3 separate regions of the Homo sapiens genome follow, and regions 1 and 2 are each linked to region 3. A link is a loop called in an ENCODE intact Hi-C map of the cell type or tissue named here. Cell type or tissue: gastrocnemius medialis. All regions are shown on one strand.

Region 1 (8,000 bases), 280 kb before region 3:
TTCTCATTCTTCACATTTCAGGTCAAACCGCCTGTTTTCATGTCCTTGGACACATCCAGCTCCTTCAGACCTCAGGACCTTTGCACGTGCTCACATCTTTGCCAGGAAGGCTCTTCAACTCCGATTTCACCCCTCCACACCATCTATAGTTATTTGCAACTCATCTTAGCATCTCAGCCTTCTCTGAGCCCACAGCTAGATCAGGTCCCCTTCATTGTACTTTCGTTCTTGCCTTTACGTCACTTATTCCCATCTGTAATGACATATTTGGGTAATTATTTCAATATTGCTGATCAACCTTCCTACCCCACAAGGACAGGGATTATGGCTTTTTCCTCCCTACTTCAGCCAACATTCTACACAGTGCCCAAAGAGGGGCCCAAGGAATATTTGGAGATTTTATGTGACAAAAGAAATGTTGATATTCTCAATATCCTTTATATATGTGATATTAAAACACCAGTAGAAATTTTTTTTTAATTTCAACAGACAAAAGATTGCAAACATTCAGAAAGATTTACAAATAGCTAATCAACCTTATTAGGAACAAAAATGTAAACTAACTATAACAAAATACCTCTTCAATATACTAATTTGTTAAACTTTAAAAAGGTAATAGGAGGCCGGGCACTGTGCCTCATACCTGTAATCCCAGCACTTTGGCAGACTGAGGTGGGAGGCTCCCTTGAGCCCAGGAGGTCAAGGCTGCAATGAGCCTTGATTGTATGACTGCACTCCAGCTTGGGTGACAAAGCAATACAAAAGTCTCAAAAAAAAAAAAAAGTGATGGTAGCATCTACGGATTCAATGCAATCCCTGTAAAAATTCCAACAATGGGCCGGGCGCAGTGGCTCACTCCTGTAATCCCAGCAGTTTGGGAGGCCAAGGTGGGCGGATCACCTGAGGTCAGGAGTTCAAGACCAGCCTGATCAATCTGGAGAAACTCTGTCTCTACTAAAAAAAAAAAAATACAAAATTAGCCGGGTGTGGTGGCACATGCGTGTAATCCCAGCTACTCCGGAGGCTGAGGCAGGAGAATTGCTTGGATCTGGGAGGCGGAGGTTGCAGTGAGCTGAGATTGCACTCCAGCCTGGGCAACAAGAGCGAAACTCCATCTCAAAAAAGAAAGAAAGAGAGAGAGAGAGAGAGGGAGGGAGGGAGGGAGAGAGAGAGAGAGAGAGAGACAGAGAAAGAAAGAAAGAAAGAAAGAAAGAAAGAAAGAAAGAAAGAAAGAAAGAAAGAAAGAAAGAAGATCCCAACAATTTTCTTTACAGAAACAAAAAAATCCATCCTAAAATTCATACAGAATATCAGGGAACCCTGGCCGGGCGAGGTGGCTCACACCTGTAATCCCAGCACTTTGGGAGGCCGAGGCAGGCGGATCACCAGGTCAGGAAATCGAGACCATCCTGGCTAACACGGTGAAACCCCTTCTCTACTAAAAATACAAGAAATTAGCCAGGAGTGGTGGCGGGCGACTGTAGTCCCAGCTACTCGGGAGGCTGAGGCAGGAGAATGGCGTGAACCCGGGAGGCTGAGCTTGCAGTGAGCCGAGATTGTGCCACTGCACTCCAGCCTGGGCAACAGAGCGAGACTCCGTCTCAAAAAAAATATATATATATATATATATCAGGGAACCCTCACAGCAAAATCAGTCTTGAAACAGAAGAATATAGTTGATTTTAAAACTTACTACAAAGCTATAGTAATCGACCGGGTGTGGTGGCTCATGCCTGTAATGTAATCCCAGCACTTTGGGAGGCCAAGATGGGTGGATCACCTGAGATCAGGAGTTGGAGACCAGCCTGGGCAACATGGTGAAGCCCCGTCTCCACTAAAAATACAAAAGTTAGCCAGGCGTGGTGGCATGCACCTGTAATCCCAGCTACACGGGAGGCTGAGGCAGGAGAATCGCTTGAACCTGGGAGGTGGAGGTTGCAGTGAGCCGAGATGGCACCATTCCACTCCAGCCTGGGCAACAAGAGCGAAACTCCATCTCAAAAAAAAAAAAAAAAGAAAAGAAAAAAGAATACTACCAACAGGGTAAAAAGGCAGTCCGTGGGGCTGAAAGTATTTGGCAACCCATAGGGTTGGAAATGGGAGAAAATATTTCCAAATCACATACCTGATAAGGGATTAATGTCTAGAATACATAGAAAACTCTTAATTGAAACTAAGTAAAAAACTCGCAAACAACCCAAATCAAAAATGGACAAAAAGTCTTAAATTGGGAGGCCAAGGTGGGCGGATCACCTCAGGTCAGGAGTTCGAGAAAAGCCTGGCCAACATGGTGAAACCCCATCTCTACTAAAAATACAAAAATTAGCCGGGTGTGGTGATGCACGTCTGTAATCCCACCTACTCGGGAGGCTGAGGCAGGAGAATCGCTTGAACCTGGGAGGTGGTGGTTGCAGTGAGCCAAGATCGCACCATTGCACTCCAGCCTAGGCAACAGAGTGAGACTCCATCTCAAAAAAAAAAAAAAAGGAAGGGAAATCTGACACGTGCTACAACATGGATGAACCTGGAGGATGTTATGCAAAATGAAATAAGCCAGTCACAAAAAGTTAAAATACTGTATGATTCCACTCATGATTAGACTCATATGAGTATGATGTGGCTAGAACAGTCAAATTCATAGAGACAGAAAGTAGGATGATGGTGGCTGCCAGGGGATAGGGGTAGGGAGAATGAGGAGTTAGTGTTTAATGAATACAGAGTTTTAGTTCTGCGAGATATATTTAAAAAAAAAAACAAACAAAAAAACAAAAAAACTCTGCAGTTGGGTAGTGGAGAAGTTGCACAGCAGTATGAGCGTGCTTAATGCCATGGCACTGCACAGTTAAAAATGGCTAAAAAGAGTACATTTTACTTTATGTTAATTTGTTAATTTGAGATGGAGTTTTGCTCTTGTTGCCCAGACTGGAATGTAATGGCGCAATCTCAGCTCACTGCAACCTCCGCCTCCTGGGTTCAGGCGATTCTCCTGCCTCAGCCTCCCGAGCAGTTGAGATTACAAGTGCCCACCACCACTTCCGACTAATTTTGTATTTTGAGTAGAGATGGGGTTTCTCCATGTTGGCCAGGCTGGTCTCGAACTCCCGACCTCAGGTGATCCACCCGCCTCGGCCTCCCAAAGTGCCAGGATTACCACATGAGCCACCGTGCCCAGCATACTTTTTTAAAAAAAGTAATTGATGGCTGGGTCCAGTGGCTCAAGCCTGTAATCCTAGCACTTTGGGAGGCTGAGGTGGGCGGATCACCTGAGGTCGGGAGTTCAAGACCAGCCTGGCCAACATGGAGAAACCCCGTCTCTACTAAAAATACAAACAAAATTAGCTGGGTGTGGTAGCACATGCCTGTAATCCCAGCTACTCTGGAGGCTGAGGAAGGAGAATCGCCTGAACCCGGGAAGCAGAGCTTATGGTGAGCTGAGATTGTTGCATTCCAGCCTGGGCAACAAGAGTGAAACTCCACTTCAAAAAGAAAAAAAGTAATTGATGTGGTTTGGATGTTTGTCTCCTCCAAATCTCATGTTGAAATGCGGCCTCCAATATTGGAGGTGGGGCCTGGGGGGAGCTATTGGATCACAGGGGCGGATCTTTCATGAATGGCGCGGTAATCAGCGAGTTCTCCCTCTGAGTTTACAGGGGAGCTGGTCGTTTAAAAGAGTGTGGCACCTCTCTCCTCTCTCGCTCTCGCCGTGTGATGCATCTACTCCCCCTTTACCTTCCATCATGATTGGAAGCTTTCCTGGGGCTCTCACCAGAAGCAGATGCTGGCCACCATGCTTCCTGTACAGCCTGAGAAACCATGAGTCAATGAAACCTCTTTTCTTTAGAAATTTCCCAACCTCAGGTATTCCTTTACAGCAACGCAAACAGACTAACACAGTAATACAGCTAACACTATGTAATGCTGACTGTTTAAGTGCTTTATTTGCATTCAATGACTGGTCCTCAGAACAGCCGTATGAAATAAGCAATATTATTCTCCCTATTTTTACCTTTGGGGAAACTGAGGCACTGGTTCAGGAGTCAGCAAACTATGGTTCACTGGCAAAATCCGGGATGCCGGCTGTGTTTGCAGATGCAATGTTACTGGAGAACTGCCATGCTCATTCATTACCTGCTGTCCCTGGCTGCTGCTCCCGCTGCCTGCAGACTTGAGTAGTTGCAACAGGGACCTATGGTCCACAAAGCTGAAAATAGACACCATCTGGCCCACAACTGGCTACAGAGTTGTAGTAGCTCAGTGCAAAATGAAAATGCAGGGGCGTTGTTTATAAACTAAAAATGTGGCCGGGCGAGGTGGCTCATGCCTGTAATCCCGGCACTTTGGGAGGCCAAGGTGGGCGGATCACCTGAGGGTGGGTGTTCGAGACCAGTCTGGCCAACATGGTGAAAACTGTCTCTGCTAAAAATACAAAAATTAACCGAGTGTGGTGGCATGCACCTGTAATCCCAGCTACTTGGGAGGCTGAGGCAGGAGAATCACTTGAACCCAGGAGGCAGAGGTTATAGTGACTGCACTCCAGCCTGGGCAATGGAGTGAGACTCTGTCTCAAAAATAAATAAATAAAATTAATTAATTAGTTAAGAATGCTAAAGCAGTGACAGCAGAGCATTAAAGCAAACTCGGGGCCTTCGAAGCCTGGGGCCCTTGTGCGTGCTGGAGATGAGAGCTCGTGAAACCAACTCTAATCTGGACCTTTATAGAAAACACCGGATGATGCCTGTGCTGGAAAATGTAATCACTCACCCAAAGTCACGTGGGGGTTTGTTGCAGAGCTGGGGTTTAGGCCAATGCGGGTGTCCAGAACCTGTGCTCTTGCCCTCTCCCCGTCTCTTAGGGGCTCATACACAATGTTGGGGAGGTGCCCAAATACAAGTGTCCTCAAAGACTGCTGGTGTTGACACAAAGCGCTACACTCTTTCTGGTGTGCAATTTGGAAAAATTTATTAGAGATTTAAAACATACTCATGACTCAGGCTTAGAAAAATATTTAATACGTGGAAATGCTCACAACACATTTAAGTGAAAGAGGCAACGATTAGTATGCTCTTAAATTCCGCAAAATGATTTATTTGAATGTATAGATAGAGGCATATAGATATACATGGAAAAAAACCAGAACGATGGTCTGAGGTATTAGCAGTAGCTATTTATGGGAGGTGGCACTGTGATTTATTTTCATTTTCTTCTTCGTACTTTTAGATAATTTACTCTCGCTCTCCAAATGGGCACCGGGGGTTTCAGCCATCAAGGCATCCGATAAGGACAGGTTAGCTGTGCCAAGGATGCATAAGAGAATCCTAGCCACTTGGCTTTCCTCTTAGATATCAGAGCTGGCCTTTTATATCTAAATATTATGAATTAGGCTATGAATGTTACAAACTAAGTTATTTAAAGCTATTTTTCAATCAGGTTCAGTGGCTCAGACTGGTAATCCCAGCAATTTTGGAGGCCAAGATGGGAGGATTGCTTGAGCCCAGGAGTTCAAGACCAGCCTGGGCAACATAGTGAAACCCATCTCTACAAAATAAATTAGCTGGCCATGGTGGCACCTGCCCCCTGTAGTCCCAGCTACTCAGGAGGCTGAAATGGGAGGATCACTTGAGTCCATGAAGTAGAGGCTGCAGTGAACCATAACAGTGCCACTGCACTCTAGCCTGGGTGTCAGAGTGAGACCCTGTCTCAAAAACAGAAAAAAGAGGACAGGCACCTGCGGAGAAGGCAGGCGGGTAGATGGTGGTGCCTCCCAGGAATGTCTGTTTCACCTCCTGCACCCCAGGTGGGGCCCCTGCCCTGCATCGCAAGCTTTAGGAGGGCTTGCTCTGGCCCTCCACTGGCCGTGCCCCTCCCCACGGGACAAGGAGCCCAGGCCCCACTTCTAGTTTTATTTTTTTTATCTGAGATCCCAGAATTCCCCACCCAGATGGTCTCAAGCCATCTTTCTGAGGGTGGACGGGCTGGCTTGTGCCCTTCCAGGCCAGAGGGGTGGTCTAGAGGCAGCCAGCTGTAGGTAGAGGCAGGAGGAGAGCTCAAAGTGCAGGTTGGGCGGTAGGGGCAGAGCCAAAGATGGGGAGCAGAGAGCGGGGCCAGGGGCCAAAGGCGCCATTTATACTTCTTGGCCCCACCAAGTTCAAGGTAGGTGTGGGTACCAAGGCCCTTGGTCCCCTAAAGGTTTGCTGAAAAATCACTGGCATGAGCCAGGTTGATTATGGAAGAAAAGACACGCAAGTTTATTTAACACAATACACGGAGGCTTCAGAATGAAGACCCAACTTCCTAATAAGCTACAGAAGCTTCTGTACCATCTTGAGATTACAGAAAGAACGAACAGGGGATTGGATCCTGGTAGAACAGGTTATGGGAGCCCAGCTGGGAGAAAAGGAATTCTATTGAGGGGCAATAAATGATTGCAGGAAGAACGATCTGATCTGATCGGGGAACAGAAATTCACTTGTAGATAGTTCTCTTTGGAATTTAAATGATCCTTGGAGAAAGTCACTATCTTGAAAAAGGGTCTGTTTGTGTGTGGTTACATTTTTGGTCTTACAGGAAGGGGAGGAAACCCTTGTTCTCCTTGCTGGGGCCGGATCTCAGGCAGATAAGAGAGCTGAGGTTTCTTTGGGAGAGATGGTGGGATGGTGGTCAGAGAGACCTTGAGGCTTCTTCAGCTCAGCATATCAAATGCCAAATTTTGGGGTACTGGCTTCTGAGCCCCAAAATTGGTCCTTACATTTTATTTTATTTACTGTAGTACATTGATTTGTAACGTTTACACGTTTAGACACAAGGAATGAGGCTTCCATGGACCTTGGTGGCTGGGGCCCCACAGTCCTGTGAAGGCCTGATGGTCAGAGAGGGGTGAGAACTTCAAATGGACTCACTGAGGGTACTATCTTTCCAGTACGCTGTTGATTGTGTCCCAATGGTAGGTCATCATACCAACTTAGTGGACTGCAAATAACTTTTTTTTCTTATTTGTTTATTTATTTTTGAGACAGACTCTCACTCTGTCGCCAAGCTGAAGTACAGTGGTGCGATCTTGGCTCCCTGCAACCTCTGCCTCCCGGGTTCAAGCGATTCTCCTGCCTCAGCCTCCCGAGTAGCTGGGACTACAGGCGCCCACCACCACACCTGGCTGATATTTTTTTTGTTTTTGTATTTTTAGTAGAGATGGGGTTTCACCATGTTGGCCAGACTGGTCTCGAACTCCTGACCTTAGGTGATCTACCCACCTAGGCCTCCCAAAATAGTGGGATTACAGGCATGAGTCACCACACCCGGCCTTTTTTCTTTTTTGGAGATAGAGTCCCCTCTGTCACTCAGGCTGGAGCGCAGTGGTGCAACCGTAGCTCACTGCAGCCTCCAACTCCTGCACTCAGGTGATCCTCCTGCCTCAGCTTCCAGAGTAGCTAGGACTACTAGAGCATGACACTATGCCCACCTAATTTTTTAAGTTATTTTTTGTAGAGATGGGGCCTCGTTTTGTTGGCCAGGCTGGTCTCAAACTCCTGGGCTCAAGAGATCCACCCACCTTGGCCTCCCAATATTGGGCCCGGCCCCCAACATTTATATTTTTAACAAAATAGAATAAAACAGAAAATATTGGAATGCAGCCCTTTAATAACAGCATTTCAGTAAAACATTCTTTTTCATTATGCAGGCTAGTCTTGATGGTAAATGTATCTTCTCCTGTGGGTCCCTGTTAAAAGAGCATGACAAGCTGGGTGCAGTGGCTCATGCCTATAATCCCAGCACTTTGGGAGGCTGAGGCGGACAGACCACCTGAGGTCAGGAGTTCAAGACCAGCCTGACCAACATGGTGAAACCTCACCTCTACTAAAAATACAAAATTACCCGGGCATGGTGGCACATGCCTGTAATCCCAGCTACTCAGGAGGCTGAGGCAGAAGAATCGCTTGAACCTGGGAGGCAGAGGTTGCAGTGAGCTGAGATCACACCATTGCGCTCCCGCCTGGGCGACACAG
Region 2 (8,000 bases), 870 kb before region 3:
TACACTGTAAGCTCCATTAGACTTTATTTTGCTGACTGTAGTGAATCCTGCAGGAAGAAAGGTGCCTGGTACACAGCAGGTGCCCCAGGCATGAATAAGCCCCATGGTCCACACCATGTGGTTTTAATGTCCCTCACATAAGGCACACAGCAACCTACCGGCAAGACCTCTGAGTTCTGACGTTTTGGTGCTCAGGATGAAGAGGAGGCCAGGCATGATGGCTCACGCCTGTAATCCCAACACTTTAGGAGGCTGAGGCTGGAGGATGCCTTGAGCCCAGGAGTTCGAGGCTGCAGAGAGCTATGCTTACCACTGAAATCCAGCCTGGGTGACAGAGACTCTGCCTCAAAAATAAAAAAGAAAATTAAAAAAAAGAAAGAAATGAGAGAAGTTTTGTGGTTTTCTTTCTTTCTTTCTTTCTTTCTTTCTTTCTTTCTTTCTTTTTGAGATGGCATGATCTGTCTTTTTTTTTGAGATGGAGTTTCACTCTGTCACCCAGGCTGGAGTGCAGTGATAATCATAGCTCACTGCAGCCTCGAATTCCTGGGCTAAAGGCATCCTCAGGCCTCAGCCTCCAGAGTAGGTGGGATTACGGGTGCATTGCCCCCATTCAGTTTTATGGACATCTGTGTTGTTTTCATTTGAGGGCTGTTATGAATAAGGCTCCTCTGAACATTTGTGTATAAATTTCTGTGTGAACTTATGGTTTCAGTTCTTACGGGTCTACACCTGGGTGTGGAATTGCTGGGTATATGGCAACTCTATGTTTCAGTTTTTGAGAAGCTGCTGAACTGTTTTCCACAATGGCTGTACCATGTTACTTTTCCACCAGCAGGGTTCAAGGAGTCCGAGTTTCCACATCCTCACCAACAATGGTTATTTTCTGGGTTTTTTGTTTTTTGTTTTTTTTAGACAGAGTCTTGCGCTGTCACCCAGGCTGGAGTGCAGTGACGCGATCTCGGCTCACTGCAATCTCCGCCTCCTGGGATCAATCAATTCTCCTGCCTCAGCCTCCCGAGTAGCTGGGAGTACAGGCGTGTGCCACCATGCCCAGCTAATTTTTGTATTTTTAGTAAAGACTGGGTTTCACCATGTTGGCCAGGCTGTTCTTGAACTCCTGACCTCAGGTGATCCGCCTGCCTTGGCCTCCCAAAGTGCTGGGATTACAGGCATGAGCCACTGCGCCCAGCCGTTTTTTGTGTTTTTAAATTCCATCCTAATGGTTGTGAAGGGGTATCTCATTGTGGGTTTGATTTACATTTCTCGAATGGCTAATGATGTTGAACATCTTTTCATGTGCTTACTGTCAATTTGTTTTTGTTGCTCTTGTTTCTGAGACAGAGTTTCTCTCTGTCACCCAGGCTGGAGTGCAGTGGCTTGATCAGGGCTCACCAAAGCCTTGACTTCCTGGGCTCAAGCAATCCTCCCGCCTCAGCCCCTCAAGTAACTGAGACTCCAGGTGAGCGCCACCATGCCCAACTAATTTTTTTGTATTTTTTGGTAGAGACGGGGTTTTGCCATGTTGCCCAGGCTGGTCTCAAACTCCTGAGCTCAAGCAATCCTCCAATCTCAGTCTCCCAAAGTGCGAGCCACTGTGTCTGGCCATCAACTTGTAATCTTGGAGATATGACTATTCAAGTACTTTTTTTTTTTTTTTGAGACAGGGTCTCACTCTGTTGCCCAGGCTGGAGTGCGGTGGCGCACTTGTAGCTCACTGCAGCCTTGATCTCCCACCTCAGCCTCCCAAGTAGCTGGGACTACAGGCATGTACCACTACACTCAGCTAATTTTTTTTTTTTTTTTTTTTTTTTTTGTGGAGTCGAGGGTCTCACAATGTTGCCCAGGCTGGTCTCAAATTCCTAGGTTCAAGCAATCCTCCTTCGCTTTTTTTTTTTTTTTTTTTTTGAGACAGATTCTTACTCTGTCACCCAGGCTGGAGCGCAGTGGCACGATCTCGGCTCACTGCAACCTCCACCTCCTGGGCTCAAGCAATTCTCCTGCCTCAGCCTCCCGAGTAGCTGGGATTACAGGCACCCACCACCACGCCCAGCTAATTTTTTGTATTTTTAGTAGAGATGGGCTTTCACTATGTTGTCTAGGCTGGTCAAGAACTCCTGACCTCAGGTGATCTGCCCACCTTGGCCTCCCAAACTACTGGGGTTATAGGCATGAGCCACCGCACCCAGCCCTTTGCCCATTTTTGAATTGAGTTGCTTGTGTTTTTTTGTTGAGTTGTAGAATTCTGATAGAACTGATAGTTACATGATTTACAAACATTTTCTCCCATTCTGTAGGTTGTCTTTTCACTTTCTTGATAGTGCCTTATATAACTTTTTATTTACTTTTATTTATTTATTTTTTTGAGCCAGGTTCTTGCTTTGTCACCCAGGCTGGAGTACAGTGGAACAGTCATAGCTCACTGCAACCTCAAACTCCTGGGCTCAAGTGATCCCCTCACTCAGCCCCCCAAGTAGCTGGGACTAGAGATGCACGCCACCACATCCAGCTAATTTTTCAAAATTTTTTTGTAGAGATGAGGTCTCACTATGTTGCCCAGGCTGGTCTTGAGCCCAGCTTGAGCGCAAGCCATCCTCCTGCCTTGGCCTCCCAAGGTGCTAGGATTACAGGCGTGAGCCACCATGCCCAGCCAATAGTGTCCTTTGATGCACAAGAGTGTTTACTTCTGATGAGGTCCACTTTGTCTATTTTGTTGTTGCTGCTGTGCTTTTGGTATTGTATTTAAGAAACCATTGCCTAATCCAAGCTCCAAAAGATTTGCACCTGTTAATTCCTTCTAAGAGTCTAATAGTTTTAGGTCTTTCATTTAGGTCTATGAGCCATTTGAGTTCATTTTTATATAAGGTTGCATGTGGATATCCAGTTGTCCCAGTACCGTTTGTTGAAAAGGTGTCTTTTTTTTTTTTAAAGCGTCTTTAAAAAAAAAAGTCTAAGTCTTAACTGCCAACAGATCACCTTAAAAACTGCTGAAGGACGGGCACAGTGGCTCACGCCTGTAATCCCAGCACTTTGGGAGGCTGAGGTGGGCGGGTCACCTGAGGTCAGAAGTTTGAAACCAGCCTGGCCAACATGGTGAAACCCCGTCTCTACTAAAAATACAAAAATTAGCTGGGTGTGGTGGCGCACACCTGTAATCCCCAGCTACTTAGGAGTCTGAGGCACGAGAATCACCTGAACCCGGGAAGCAGCGGTTGCAGCGAGCAGAGATCGCACCATTGCACTCCATTGCACTCCAGCCTGGGTGACAGAGTGAGACTCTGTCTCAAAAAAAAGCGAAACAACCAAAAACACTGTTGAAAATGTGGTGTTTTCAGACAGTGTGCTCAGAGGTCGTGGCCACTCCCAGTACACACCCACCCCCAGCTGTCCTTCTTGTTATTATTAAGAAAGAGCGCCGCTGTGCAGTTAGCACTGTTAAAACTGCTGCCTTCACTGAGCTTACACCAGGCTAGGCTAGGACTGGGAAAATTGAAGCTCTAGGTCGGCCAGTGTACAACCAGGACTCCTGGCCAGAACATACAATGCCTGAGGGCTGAGGGCCACGGGGCTGGAGAGGAGCTCTTCTGTACCGGGGGGGGTTGGAGGGGGTTAATCCTTCCCCCAACCTTCTGCAGGTGCAGCTCAGCTTTCCCTGCCATGAGAGCAGGGCGCCCCTGCATCCGCCTGCTAGGGGTGCGGTGAGACACAATATGTAAGGAGCCCTGGTCAGGGCCCTCATCCTGGCTACTCCTCCTGGCTACTCTATTTATTTATTTATTTATTTATTTATTTCTGCATATGAAAGCCAGGTCACAGCTACTCTTTAACTGTGCAGAAGGTCAGCTGGTGGTCCAGGTCCAGACGCGCCCAGGAGCTTCCTTCAGCCGCCAGGGGGCGCAGTGGGGCTGCCCCAAGACCCTGGGCCTCCGTGGCCTCCCCTAGCTGCTGGCTCTGCACGCTGCCTGGCTGGGCTGGCTGCCATCCCAGCCCTTCCTTCTCTCCAGCCCCAGCTGGCTGGCGCAGGTTTACTGTTGCAAGTGGACTGTACCCTGTGGCTCACAGGGACTCAGAGCCAGAGTGAAGCCAGCCCAGAGCTCTGGGCAAAGCTCGGTGAGATGAATGGAGCTGTCACTGGATAAAGGGAGATTCCCGGACAGCACATCCTTGTCAACACTCTCTCCTGTGTCACCGCAGATGCTGGGACGAGGCACAGCAGAGGCCATGGGACCTGGTCAAAGCGAGACTTCTTCCTTGGCCCATTTTGATTTCTTTTTTGTTGTCGTCGTTGAGACAGAGTCTAGCTTTGTCGCCCAGGCTGGAGTGCAGTGGCGTGATCTCAGCACACTGCAACCTTTACATCCTGGATTCAAGTGATTCTCCTGCCTCAGCCTCCCGAGTAGCTGGGATTACAGGTGCCTGCCATCATGCCCAGCTAATTTTTGTATTTTTAGTAGAGACGGGGTTTCACCATGTTGGCCAGGCTGGTCTCGAACTCCTGACTTCAGGTGATCCACTCGCCTTGGCCTCCCAAAGTGCTGGGATTACAGGCATGAGCCACTGCGCCCGGCCTCCCACTTTGATTTCTGAACCTTTTGGGTAACATCTCCTTCCCTCACATTTCTTGTGTGTTGAGGTCTTTTGTTCAGGCTTTCAGTGGATGAAAGGACAGAGGAGGAAACAGCTGTGGGAAGAGCAGCTGCTGTGCCTCCCTGCCTCTCTGCTTGGCCACAGCTCCCCTCCCTCTCTGGCTGCCCTAGCACTGAACTCTGATCTTCAGCAGTGAGACCTAGTACCTGCCTCCGCCTCACTGGGAAGCAAAGCCGCAGAGCAGGTGCAGCTGTGTGTGGCATGGCCAGCCACAAGCCAGAAAAACCAGCAAACCAGGGCCGGGAACAATACTTCCTGGGACCAGCCCCGGGGACCACTTTGGAAATGAGCATGGCAGAGGCAGCCACAGGGTGAGTACCCAAGTTCACGTGCACCTGCTTTAAAGGGAACCAGTGGGTTCTATGCCAAGTGCTCATATGGAGGGCATCTGTGGTCAGGCTGCAACTTCAGGGGAGAATTTCCACAGGTGTCCTGCACTGATTTCTGTCATTCCAAGTGACAGCACCTGTTTGAGGGAGTGCTCTAGGGCCATTCGGGGAGAATCAGTGACTCCACACAAGGCAGGGGCCCTGGGTGCCTGGTCTGGGGAAGGGCAGCCCGAGGCGGGGTCGGGAGTGATCAGATCCTTGGGTCTCTCCTCTTGGTCATCTTGGTCACACTTTTTCCCTGTTTTTATGGAATGTTGGGCCTCATCTCATCCACCAACATCAAAGCCAGCCAGCCAGCCAGCCAACCTCCATAGGAAATGGGCTGCAGTATTTGGCATAAAGAGCCTGCAGTGTTAAAAGACCCTTGTAAGTCTCTAGCCAACACCTTCCTAAGGCCTAGACACTGCAGAAATAATGCCTCATACTAGAGAAATATGACTTCCAGAGTAGAAACAGGGACAATTGCTGAAAAAACAAAGGCTTGACCAATCCTACTCTGCCCTAAGGGGAAGCTATGTGTTGGGGGTCTCTCACAGTAGGCGGTGGCCCCCTCCTCCTGAAAGAAGGCCACTCTCAGCTTACTTCACCAATAAACAGAGATGATGTCTCCACACTAATGTCACCCCAATTCAAATGACCTGGAAGTATAGAGACCTAGGGCCGGGCACGGTGGCTCACATCTGTAATCCTAGCACTTTGGGAGGCCAAGGCTCATTTGAGGTCAGGAGTTTGAGACCAGCCTGGCCAACATGATGAAACCCTGTCTCAACTAAACAACAACAACAACAACAAAATGAAGGCTAGACACAGTGGCTCACGTCTATAATCCCAGCTCTTTGGGAGGCTGAGTTGGGCGGATCACTTGAGGTCAGGAGTTCGAGACCAGCCTGGCCAACATGGTGAAACCCCATCTCTACTAAAAATACAAAAAAATTAGCTGGGCGTGGTGGCAGGCACCTATGATTTCAGCTATTCAGGAGGCTGAGACATGAGAATCACTTGAACCCAGGAGGCGGAGGTTGCAGTGAACCGAGATGACACCACAGCACTCCAGCCTGGGCAAAAGAGTGAGACTTTGTCTGCAAAGAAAAAAAAAATTACCCGGATGTGGTGGCGGGCGCTTGTAGTTCCAGCTGCTTGGGAAGCTGAGGCAGGAGAATCACTTGAACCCGGGAGGTGGAGGTTGCAGTGAGTTGAGATCGTGCCACTGCACTCCAGCCTGGGTGACAAAGCAAGACTCCATCTCAAAAAAAAAAAAAAGTATAGAGACTTAGAAATTCACTGCTGACCTCAAATGTGTGAGTCCCCCAAAAAGTATGCCCTGGCCTGCCTGGGTGTCCTTTGTCCTAACTGATCCCTGCAAAATAGCAGTGACAGCCTACTTATTAAATCTTGCCTGTACCTAAGTCCCACTCACATGGCAGGGTGGGGACTGGGGCTCCTCAGGGTTATTGTCACACGAGGTTCGGAGAGCAAAGTCCCTCAGGAACTATACACAGTGATGTGTCGTCAGACAGCACTTGAGACCTTGGGATGTAGCTCTTGCCAAAAACATGGTCACACACGAGCCAGGGGCAGAGGAGCTGCATTTATCAAACCAGCAGTGATGCTGGAAATCTATGTAGATGCTGGCATAAGCAGGCTCCCCACTTTGGTTCTCTTTTCTTCATAAGGGCTTTCTTTCTTTCTTTTTTTTTCCTGGACACCATAAGAAAACATCCCTAGGATGACAAGAATAACAAAAGTGTGCCAGATACAAAGCCTGTGAAGTGTTACGTTTGGGTTCCAAGCCATGTTTCTGCCTCCTTTGAGATGGTGGATGGAAGCTTACATTTCACTTGTCTCTAATTGCCTCCTTCCTGGAAAGGAGGGAAGATACAGCAGGTGACTGGGAAGGACGCAGAGGGAAAGGTGCAGAGAGCTTCCTGGGCTCTGCTATGCTTCCCAAGTCCCTGGGGCTAGTTTGATCCAAAGGCGAAAACAACAGCAAAGCCGTGCCCACGTGCTCGTCTGCTCCCCGGGGGGACCTGGGTTGGTGGACCTCGTCTGCTCCCCGGGGGGAGCCAGGTTGGTGGATCTGGGCTGATGGCGGCGCAGTGTCGGAAGAGGGCGTGGGTTTGGGGTCCAGTTGGTTCAGCATCTTTCATCTGCTGAACCTACAGCAGTGACCAATTCAAGGAAGTTTAAACCAAAAAGGACGTGGCTTCAGGCACGGCTGGGTCCAGAGACTGAGACGATGACATCAGGACTCAGCCTCAATCCATCTCTCCGCTTGGTGGCCCCAGCACCTCTGTAGGTTCAGCTCAGCACCCCTAGCTTCTTTCTCTCAATTGTTTCAGCAAAAACCCTAAGCCTGACTCTCATTGGCTCAAAATGGGTTACATGTGTATCCTTGAACCAATCACTATCGCCAAGGGAGATGGAATCACTGATTGATTAGGCCTGGGTCACATGGTCACCCTTAGATTCTGGAGATAGCTCAGCCTCGCCCAACAGAATGGACTGAGACTGGGAGGGGGGTGTTTCCCACCAGAAGAATGGGGCGCTGTGACTAGAGAAAGGGTGAATGCATGATGAGCAAAAACATCAATGCTCACTCTCTCAGAGCACTGATTCCTGCCACCGCTGGCTGTGTGGCTTTGGCCAGGTCACTTAACTTCTCTGAGCCTCAGCTGGAAACACAACTTGGTTCAGTCTTAATGGTTCCTTTCTTTGTAAAAACAGGAGAGGCTGGAGGTGTCCTGGGGTTCCTACTGTATCTGGAGGTTTCGTTAGAGTAGATTACAAGGTGACTTATTAAGAACTCAATTGCCTTGGCCCTTAGAAACAGAGGCTGTTCCTGGCAAACAATTATTTTGGCAAAGGTAAACCTTTTGGGATTCACTTTCCTTACCTCTCCTTCAGAGCTCTCAGCAAAGGGAAGGGGGACGTGGAGCTCCTAGGAGGAGCAGCACCAGTTCAAGGGCA
Region 3 (8,000 bases):
AATCTAAATCTACATGTGCTGTTAAAAGATAACATAAGATATTAACATTAAGTTAAAAAAAGCAAGCTGCAGAACAATACATTTAGTAGATCTCATTTTAGTTAAAATAAAAAGGATAATGAGTATGTGATAGATAAAATTCTACAGGTACACAAGAAACTTTTTTTTTTTTTTTTTTTTGATAGGGTCTTGCTTTGTCCTCCAGGCTGGAGTTCAGTGGCGAGATCACAGCTCACCATAGCTTTGACCTCCCAGGCTTAAAGCGATCATCCCACCTCAGCCTCCTGAGCAGCTGCAACTACCAGTGTGCATCACCATGCCTGGCTAATGTTTTTTGTATTTTTAGTAGAGATGGAGTTTAACCATGTTGCCCAGGCTGGTCTCGAACTCGGGGCTCAAGCGATCCACCCGCCTCAGCCTCCCAAAGTACTGGGATTACAGGCGGAAGCCACTGTGCCCAGTCTACAAGAAACTTGTGGTGGCACATGCCTGTAATCCCAGCTACTCGGGAGGCTGAGACAGGAGAGTCCCTTGAACCCGGGAGGCGGAGGTTGCAGTGAGCTGAGATCACACCACTGCATTCCAGCCTGGGCAACAGAGCGAGAGACTCCATCTCAAAAAAAAAAAAAAAACCACACACAGGCATATGGGCCAGGCGCGGTGGCTAACACCTGTAATCCCAGCACTCTGGGAGGCTGAGGCAGGCAGATCACAAGGTCAAGAGTTCGAGACTGGGCGCGGTGGCTCATGCCTGTAATCCCAGCACTTTCAGAGGCTGAGGCGGGTGGATCACAAGGTCAGAAGTTCAAGACCAGCATGACCAACATGGAGAAACCCCATCTCTACTAAAAAATACAAAAATTAGCCAGGCGTGGTGGAGCACACCTGTGATCCCAGCTACTCAGGAGGCTGAGGCAGAAGAATCACTTGAACCCGGGAGGCGGAAGTTGCAGTGAGCAGAGAACGCACCATGGCACTCCAGCCTGGGCAACAGAGCGAGACTCTGTCTCAAAAAAAAAAAAAAAAAAAAAAAAAAAAAGAGTTTGAGACCAGCCTGACCAACATGGTGAAACTCCATCTCTACTAAAAATACAAAAATTAGCTGGGTGTGATGGCATGCGCCTGTAATCCCAGCTACTCAGGAGGCTGAGAGAGAAGAATCGCTTGAACCCGGGAGGCAGGGATTGCAGTAAGCCAAGATCACGCCACTGCACTCCAGCCTGGGCGATGGAGCGAGACTCCATCTCAAAAAACAAACAAACAAACAAAAACAAGCATATACTTACCTCCATTCATCATTTTGTCTTTAGCAAGAGGGTGTGTTGTAACTTTACTTCCAAAACCTATTTCATGAGCCAACAGAGCAGTAGGACCTAAGAATAAAAATAAAAAGATCTAAGTGCAGATATAGAAAAGCCCATGTTTAAAAAATCGCAATAGTGCCTGGCACAGTGGCTCATGCCTGTAATCCCAGCAATTGGGGAGGCCTAGGTAGAAAAATTGCTTGAGCCCAGGAATTCAACATCAGCCTGGGCAACACAGACCCCTTCTCTAACAACAACAAAAACTGCAACAGCAAAGTATTCTTCAAAATCAAGAGGCTCTTACCAAACATACAGCTACGATTCTGAAATGAAACACTTCCTAGTATGAGAGATAAAGTATGTTTATAACAAACGATTTGCTGAGCACATCTGGCAAAAGCACAGAAACTCAAAATACTTCAATAACCATTTACTCAAGAAGATTTACCTTGATACCAGCAGAGCATACACAGATAAACAAAATGTGCTCACCTCTCTCACCTTCCCCATCCCCAGAACAGGGACCACATATACCAGGAGTCCAAAGGAGGGGGAGGATCACTGGGGCGGGCTCAACTTCTTACCTCACTCTTAGTAAAAGGAAAGATTTAGTTACATGCTAAAGGCAACTGGTACTCTCTGAACTTCTGGATTTTATTGCTCTTTTGTAATCTTATTTTCTACTTGAAAATGGGAAATTAGGCCGGGCACGGTGGCTCATGCCTGTATTCCCAGCACTTTGGGAGGCCAAGGCGGCTGGATCATGAGGTCAGGAGATCAAGACCATCCTGGCTAACACGCTGGAACCCTGTCTCTACTAAAAATACAAAAAATTAGCTGTGCGTGGTGGCGGGCGCCTGTAGTCCCAGCTACTCGGGAGGCTGAGGCAGGAGAATGGGGTGAACCCGGGAGGCAGAGCTTTCAGTGAGCCAAGATCGTGCCACTGCACTCCAGCCTGGGCGACAGAGCGAGACTCTGTCTCAAAATAAATAAAAAATAAATAAATAAAATGGGAAATTAACACTCGTTCATCCACCTATCCACCCAAGTATGCCAGGTGGTAGGATTAAAATGGACAGCACACTGTCCTTGAAGGAGATAGCCTGTGAAGTGCCTGGAAGTGTGAGATATAAAGGCACTAGCATCACGTGATGAAAGCTACTTAAGCAAAGAACCACATGGAAGTGTCAGTTGATGAAGTCTTTCCAAATTGGCAGGTCCTAACTTGAGATTTTTATTTAAATGTATTCACTGAAAACGGCCAACTTCAGGGAGGGTCACAAGCATATTGCGTATGTAATGGTCCTAAATAAGGATTAAAAACAAAGATTTTATATACCTTTCATTGTTATTTCATCTTAAAGCTTTTTACAAAGTATTCATTCTACCTTTTTCCTCTAAGCCACACATATAAACATTCTTTCTAAGGCCTCACATGACACTTAGAAGGATACGTTTCAGAACAGCACCTTGATCTTGGAAACACTTAAGGTGCCCTGGATGGCTAAGATCCTGTGGCACAGTTTGTACACTTTTAGTGTCAGCAAACCTGAGAGGTCTTGGTCTTACTGTCCTTTCATTTTTCAACAAGACTCCAAGGAAGGAATTATATAATATACCCACAAGCTACTCAGACCGTAGCTGTTACAAACAGGAAGATCACACAAATACTACCTAATTACATAAGCTTTCTGCCTAATATCAGCTGTCAGTTTCAGACCAAGTCCTGATTTATAGCTCTTAAATCAAAAGCCTCAAATGTCTCTTCTCCACGTTATTTTTACACACAAGACAGCTATGTATGGTAGCAAATTTTAGAAGTCCGTAAGAATTGAATAATTATCAATTTTTATTTGAATGGATTTATAAATTGTTTTTAATTTTTATTTGGTAAGAATTTAAGAAGAAATTCCTACATCATCTTGCATTTTAAAGTAAACTTTAATAGATGATAGCACAGTGAGGAAAGTGATCGGTGAACGAGAATTTTTAGGCTGCTCCCTTCAAGGTGGTAATAAAATCACTGCTACGATGTGAATAAATTTATGTTACAGTTGGATTCAGGAATTTACTGATGTCTTTCATACTTATCAGGTAAGCTCATAATCACTGCTTTCTGGGGCGTCAGAACCCTATTTGGAATACTGGAGAAGAGACGTTTCACTCTCCCAGGACCTGGGATTCTGATGGATGAAAACGCTCTGTACTCTGCACTACAGTGCAGAGGGCGCAGCTGACCATGTCCCCTTCTGCAGCCAACAGCACCACCCTGTGGTAACATGCAAAATGACCACCTCTGCCAACTCCCCAGCTCCTCCAGGTGGCCAAGACCTTGCTTCCAGAGGCCTCATTCCTAGACCTGGGCATCTCAGCTGACAACTGTCCACTCCTCCAACTCCACACTTCCTCCCCCTCCCCTACTCAAAGTAAATATCATTTAATTTTCTTCTCAACATAGACTCCCTTCCAATTTGCGTTCCTCATTCACTCAATATTAAGGACTAGGCTAATATTCTTTGTGTTCAAAATGTTTCCAATCCCTAACTGCAACACTTCAGAATAATCTTGGCTGGGTGCGGTGGCTCACGCCTGTAATCCTAGCACTTTGGGAGGCCAAGGTGGGCGGATCACGAGATCAGGAGTTCGAGACCAGCCTGGCTAACATGGTGAAACCCCGTCTCTACCAAAAATACAAAAATTAGCTGGGCATGGTGGCAGGTGCCTGTAATTCTAGCTACTCGGGAGCCTGAGGCAGGAGAATCGCTTGAACCTGGGAGGTGGAGGTTGCAGTGAGCCGAAATTGCACCACTGCACTCCAGCTTGGGCAACAAGAGCAAAGCTCCCATTTCAACAAAAAAAAAAAAAAAAAAGAATCTTATTTTTCTGTTTGCCAATTTAAAAGATCCAAATCTCTTCCATCACTCCTCTGTTCCATTCCCATAACCCTCATCTCAATTAGCTCAGCTCATCATCACATTTTTTCCTATTTCTGGTGTAGTGCCCACAACAGTGGTGCAGGATATTCAATGGTATAAACACACTGCTAGTGTGTTTTCTATTTTTACTGTTTTTTATATAATTTTTTTTTTTTTGAGATGGAGTCTCACTCTGTCGCCCAGGCTGGAGAGCAGTGGCGCAATCTCGGCTCACTGCAAGCTCTGCCCCCCAGGTTCACACCATTCTCCTGCCTCAGCCTCCCGAGTAGCTGGGACTACAGGCACCCGCCACCACGCCTGGCTAATTTTTTGTATTTTTAGGAGAGACAGGGTTTCACCGTGTTAGCCAGGATGGTCTCGATCTCCTGACCTTGTGATCCGCACGCCTCGGCCTCCCAAAGTGCTGGGATTACAGGTGTGAGCCACCGCCCTTGGCCTATTTTTACTTTTTTTTTTTAAGAGACCAAGTCTTGCTCTGTCCTTTAGGCTCAAGTGCAGTGGTGTGATCACCACATCTCAATGTAACCTCAAATTCCTGGGCTCAAAGTGATCCTCCCACCTCAGCCTCCTGAGTAGCTGGGACTACAAGTGTGCACCACCACACCAGGCTGATTTTTTAAAATATTTTTTTGTAGAGGTCGGTGGGGGGGTCTCACTATGTTGCCCAGGCTGGTCTTGAACTCCTGGGTTCAAGTGATCCTCCCACCTCAGTCTCCCAAAGTGCTAGGATTACAGCTATGAGCCACCACAGCCAGCCTGTTTATTTTTTAATGTTGATTTAAAGTACTATAAGGCCCATGCTTCTTAGCATGGCATTCCATCTAGCCTCAGCACAAAACAGTAAGCCAAATGTGGTTGATTTTTTTTTTTTTTTTTTGAAACGAAGTCTTGCTCTGTCGCTCAGGCTGGAGTGCAGTGGCACGATCTCGGCTCACTGCAATCTCCGCCTCCCGGGTTCAAGCGATTCTCCTGCCTCAGCCTCCCAAGTAGCTAGGACGACAGGCATGCGCCACCATGCCCTGCTAATTTTTGTTATTTTTATTTTTATTATTTTATTTTATTTATTTTTTGAGACGGAGTTTCACTCTTGTTGCCCAGGCTGGAGTGCAATGGCGCAATCTTGGCTCACTGCAACCTCCACTTCCCAGGTTCAAGCGATTCTCCTGCCTCAGCCTCCCAAGCAGCTGGGATTACAGGCACGCGCCACCACGCCTGGCTAATTTCTGTATTTTTAGTAGAGATGGGGTTTCACCATGGTGGCCAGGCTGGTTTCGAACTCCTGACCTTAAGTGATTTTGCTACTTTTGTGGCACAGGACAAACTGACATGTGGTTTTTACTTTCAGCAGAATCATAAGGAAACAAACTCAGCCCAAACTCTTTCTTCCTTTGGTCAAAGAATCTAGGACTGAGGCTTGCTTCACAGCAGCAGAGCCAAAGAAAACCAAACTCAAGGATCTGTGACTTTCTCTCCAAAGAGGGGAGCAGCTGCTTGGGCTGCAGTGACTGCAGTGCCCTTTGGCAGAGATAATTACCTGAGCCTCAGGGCAGGTCAAAAGGCTAGTGGTGACTCTTGTAGTAAGCCCACGTACAAGACCTGCCAGGGTGGTCAACCTCTGTGGTTCTTCCCAGCCCCTAATGCCACGGTTCTCAAACATTTAGGTCTTAGAATCCCTTTAGCTTTTATGTGGGTTATATCTATGAACATCTGCCATATTAAAAATTATTACTTTTTTTTGAGACAGTCTTGCTGTGTCACCCAGGCTGGAGTGCAGTGGCGTAATCGCGGCTCACTGCAACCTCCGCCGCCCGGGTTCAATAGATTCTCCTGCCTCAGCCTCCTGATAGCTGGGATTACAGGAATGCATCACCATACCCAGCTAACTGCCCAGCTAACTTTTGTATTTTTAGTAGAGACGGGGTTTCACCATGTTAGCCAGGCTGGTTTCGAACTCCTGACCTCAAGTGATCCTCCCACCTCAGCCTCCCGAGTAGCTGGGATTACAGGCGTGCACCACCATGCCCAGCTAACTTTTGTATTTTTAGTAGAAACGGGATTTCACCACGTTTGCCAGGCTGGTTTTGAACTCCTGACCTCAAACGATCTGCCCACCTCAGCTTCCCAAAGTGCTGAGATTACAGGCATGCGCCACTGTGCCACGCCAATTACTTTTAATGGCAAAAACCACAATTACTTTTACATCAACCTAATAAAACTGGGAAATTTTTAAAACACAATAATAAATTCTCAGATGATGGTATCATCCTACTCTGATGTCACTCCTGAAAGACTGAGAAGAAAAAAGGCGAATAACATTTTGTTTGAAAGACATGGTGTCACTCTGCTGCCCAGGCTGGAGTGCAATCATAGCTCACTGCAGCCTCTAACTCTTGCCTTCAAGCGATCCTCCCATCTCAGCCTCCTGAGTAGCTGGGACTACATGCATGCAGTACTGTGCTTGGCTAATTTTTTGTTTGTTTGTTTGTTGAGATGGGGGTCTGGCTATGTTGCCAAGGTTAGTCTCAAACTCCTGGCTTTCAAGAGATCCTTCTGCCTTGGCCTCCCAAAATGCTGAGATTACAGGCATGAGCCACCACACCTGGCCCCTCAGTAGCATCTGCTTTGACCTTGCAAGTGCACCAAAAGAACATTGAGAACCACTGATACTCGAATGTATCAAGTCCCCAGGACCTCTGGCCCATAACTTCTTTTGAAAAGCCTACTGTATTGAACAAAATAGCAACAGCAACATGTTTTGATGTTGATGTTTACCAAACCATCCACTCATTCATTCGTTTATTCATTCACTCTTCTGACAAATATTTATTTTATTTTATTTTATTTTTTTTTTGAGACGAAGTCTCGCTCGTGTCCCCCAGGCTGGAGTGCAACGGCACAATCTCGGCTCACTGCAACCTCCGCCTCCCGGGTTCAAGCGATTCTCCTGCCTCAGCCTCCCGAGTAGCTGGGATTACAGGCGCCCGCCACCACGCCTGGCTAATTTCTGTATTTTTAGTAGAGATGGGGTTTCACCATGGTGGCCAGGCTGGTCTTGAACTCCTGACCTCAGGTGATCTGCCCGCCTCAGCCTCCCAAAGTGCTGGGATTACAGGCGTGAGCCACTGCGCCCGGCCCTGACAAATATTTAATGAAGACCTATACAACAAGGAAGGTGCTGGCAAAAATTACAGCATGGGAAAAAACCAAAATGGCAGAACATCATCTGATAGGAAAGCAACAAGAATGGATCTTAAAATGGTTATGAGAAAATAAAATATTACTAAGGTACAAAGAGAAGAGGACATCTGCGAAGCACCAAATGTCCTTGTTCTAAATTATGTGGCAGATAATGCGGTGCCCAAGATCACTCGGTACTGAGACAATCAGAAACGCCCGAGAAGCCAGCGGAAAGCACCATGGGGGCTTCTGAATTTGCAGGGCAAGCACAGGACAGAGCTGCTGTGTTGATGTTTGATGGATTTTGCTGATTGTGTGCTGGCACAAAGACTTTCTGGCACAGAGACTTGCTGTAACAAGCTGTTTACTGAATTCCAGAGGGCCTTATTTTCCTCCGAGGTCAACCAAACACGGAAAACACTAAGTTTCACAGCATGTAGACCAAAGGCATGGAGAGGCAGAAAACAGAACAATTGTCCTCATCTCTGAAATGACACCAACTTCATGCCACCCAAACTAAATACACCAACACAGATGCCCTGCATGCTTTATGAAGGGGAAGAGCTATTTGGAATCAAACCAT

Evidence for each region. Peaks named below come from ENCODE experiments on the same cell type or tissue, not always from the same donor. Only the 100,000 strongest peaks of a DNase experiment are listed, where the experiment ranks them.
Region 1: a loop joins it to region 3, with 2.9 times the contacts of the local background. A loop is called at or near these places in 2 of 110 quality-filtered maps.
Region 2: it touches region 3 in a loop (12-fold over the local background); 11 of 110 quality-filtered maps call a loop at or near these places.

What each region holds. Positions count from the first base shown.
Region 1 is chr1:8,248,625-8,256,624 of GRCh38, reverse strand. LOC105376695 (a long non-coding RNA gene) reads right to left here. Exons shown (of 3, transcript XR_946937.3): 3 at 7,618-8,000. Among named protein-coding and RNA genes, the nearest start is that of LINC03154, 6.7 kb to the left of the region's middle. In gastrocnemius medialis, no CTCF peak of the experiment used is centred here; a DNase peak (open chromatin) is centred at 4,164; H3K27ac peaks cover 1,161 bases.
Region 2 is chr1:8,844,972-8,852,971 of GRCh38, reverse strand. No RefSeq gene overlaps it. Among named protein-coding and RNA genes, the nearest start is that of MIR6728, 18 kb to the left of the region's middle. In gastrocnemius medialis, CTCF peaks have their summits at 3,691 and 3,890 (motif pointing right); DNase peaks (open chromatin) are centred at 3,991 and 4,825; H3K27ac peaks cover 1,831 bases.
Region 3 is chr1:7,971,025-7,979,024 of GRCh38, reverse strand. It overlaps PARK7 (Parkinsonism associated deglycase), which reads right to left. Exons shown (of 7, transcript NM_007262.5): 6 at 1,287-1,373. Among named protein-coding and RNA genes, the nearest start is that of PARK7, 13 kb to the right of the region's middle. In gastrocnemius medialis, CTCF peaks have their summits at 3,382 and 3,583 (motif pointing left); DNase peaks (open chromatin) are centred at 1,854 and 3,574; H3K27ac peaks cover 2,835 bases.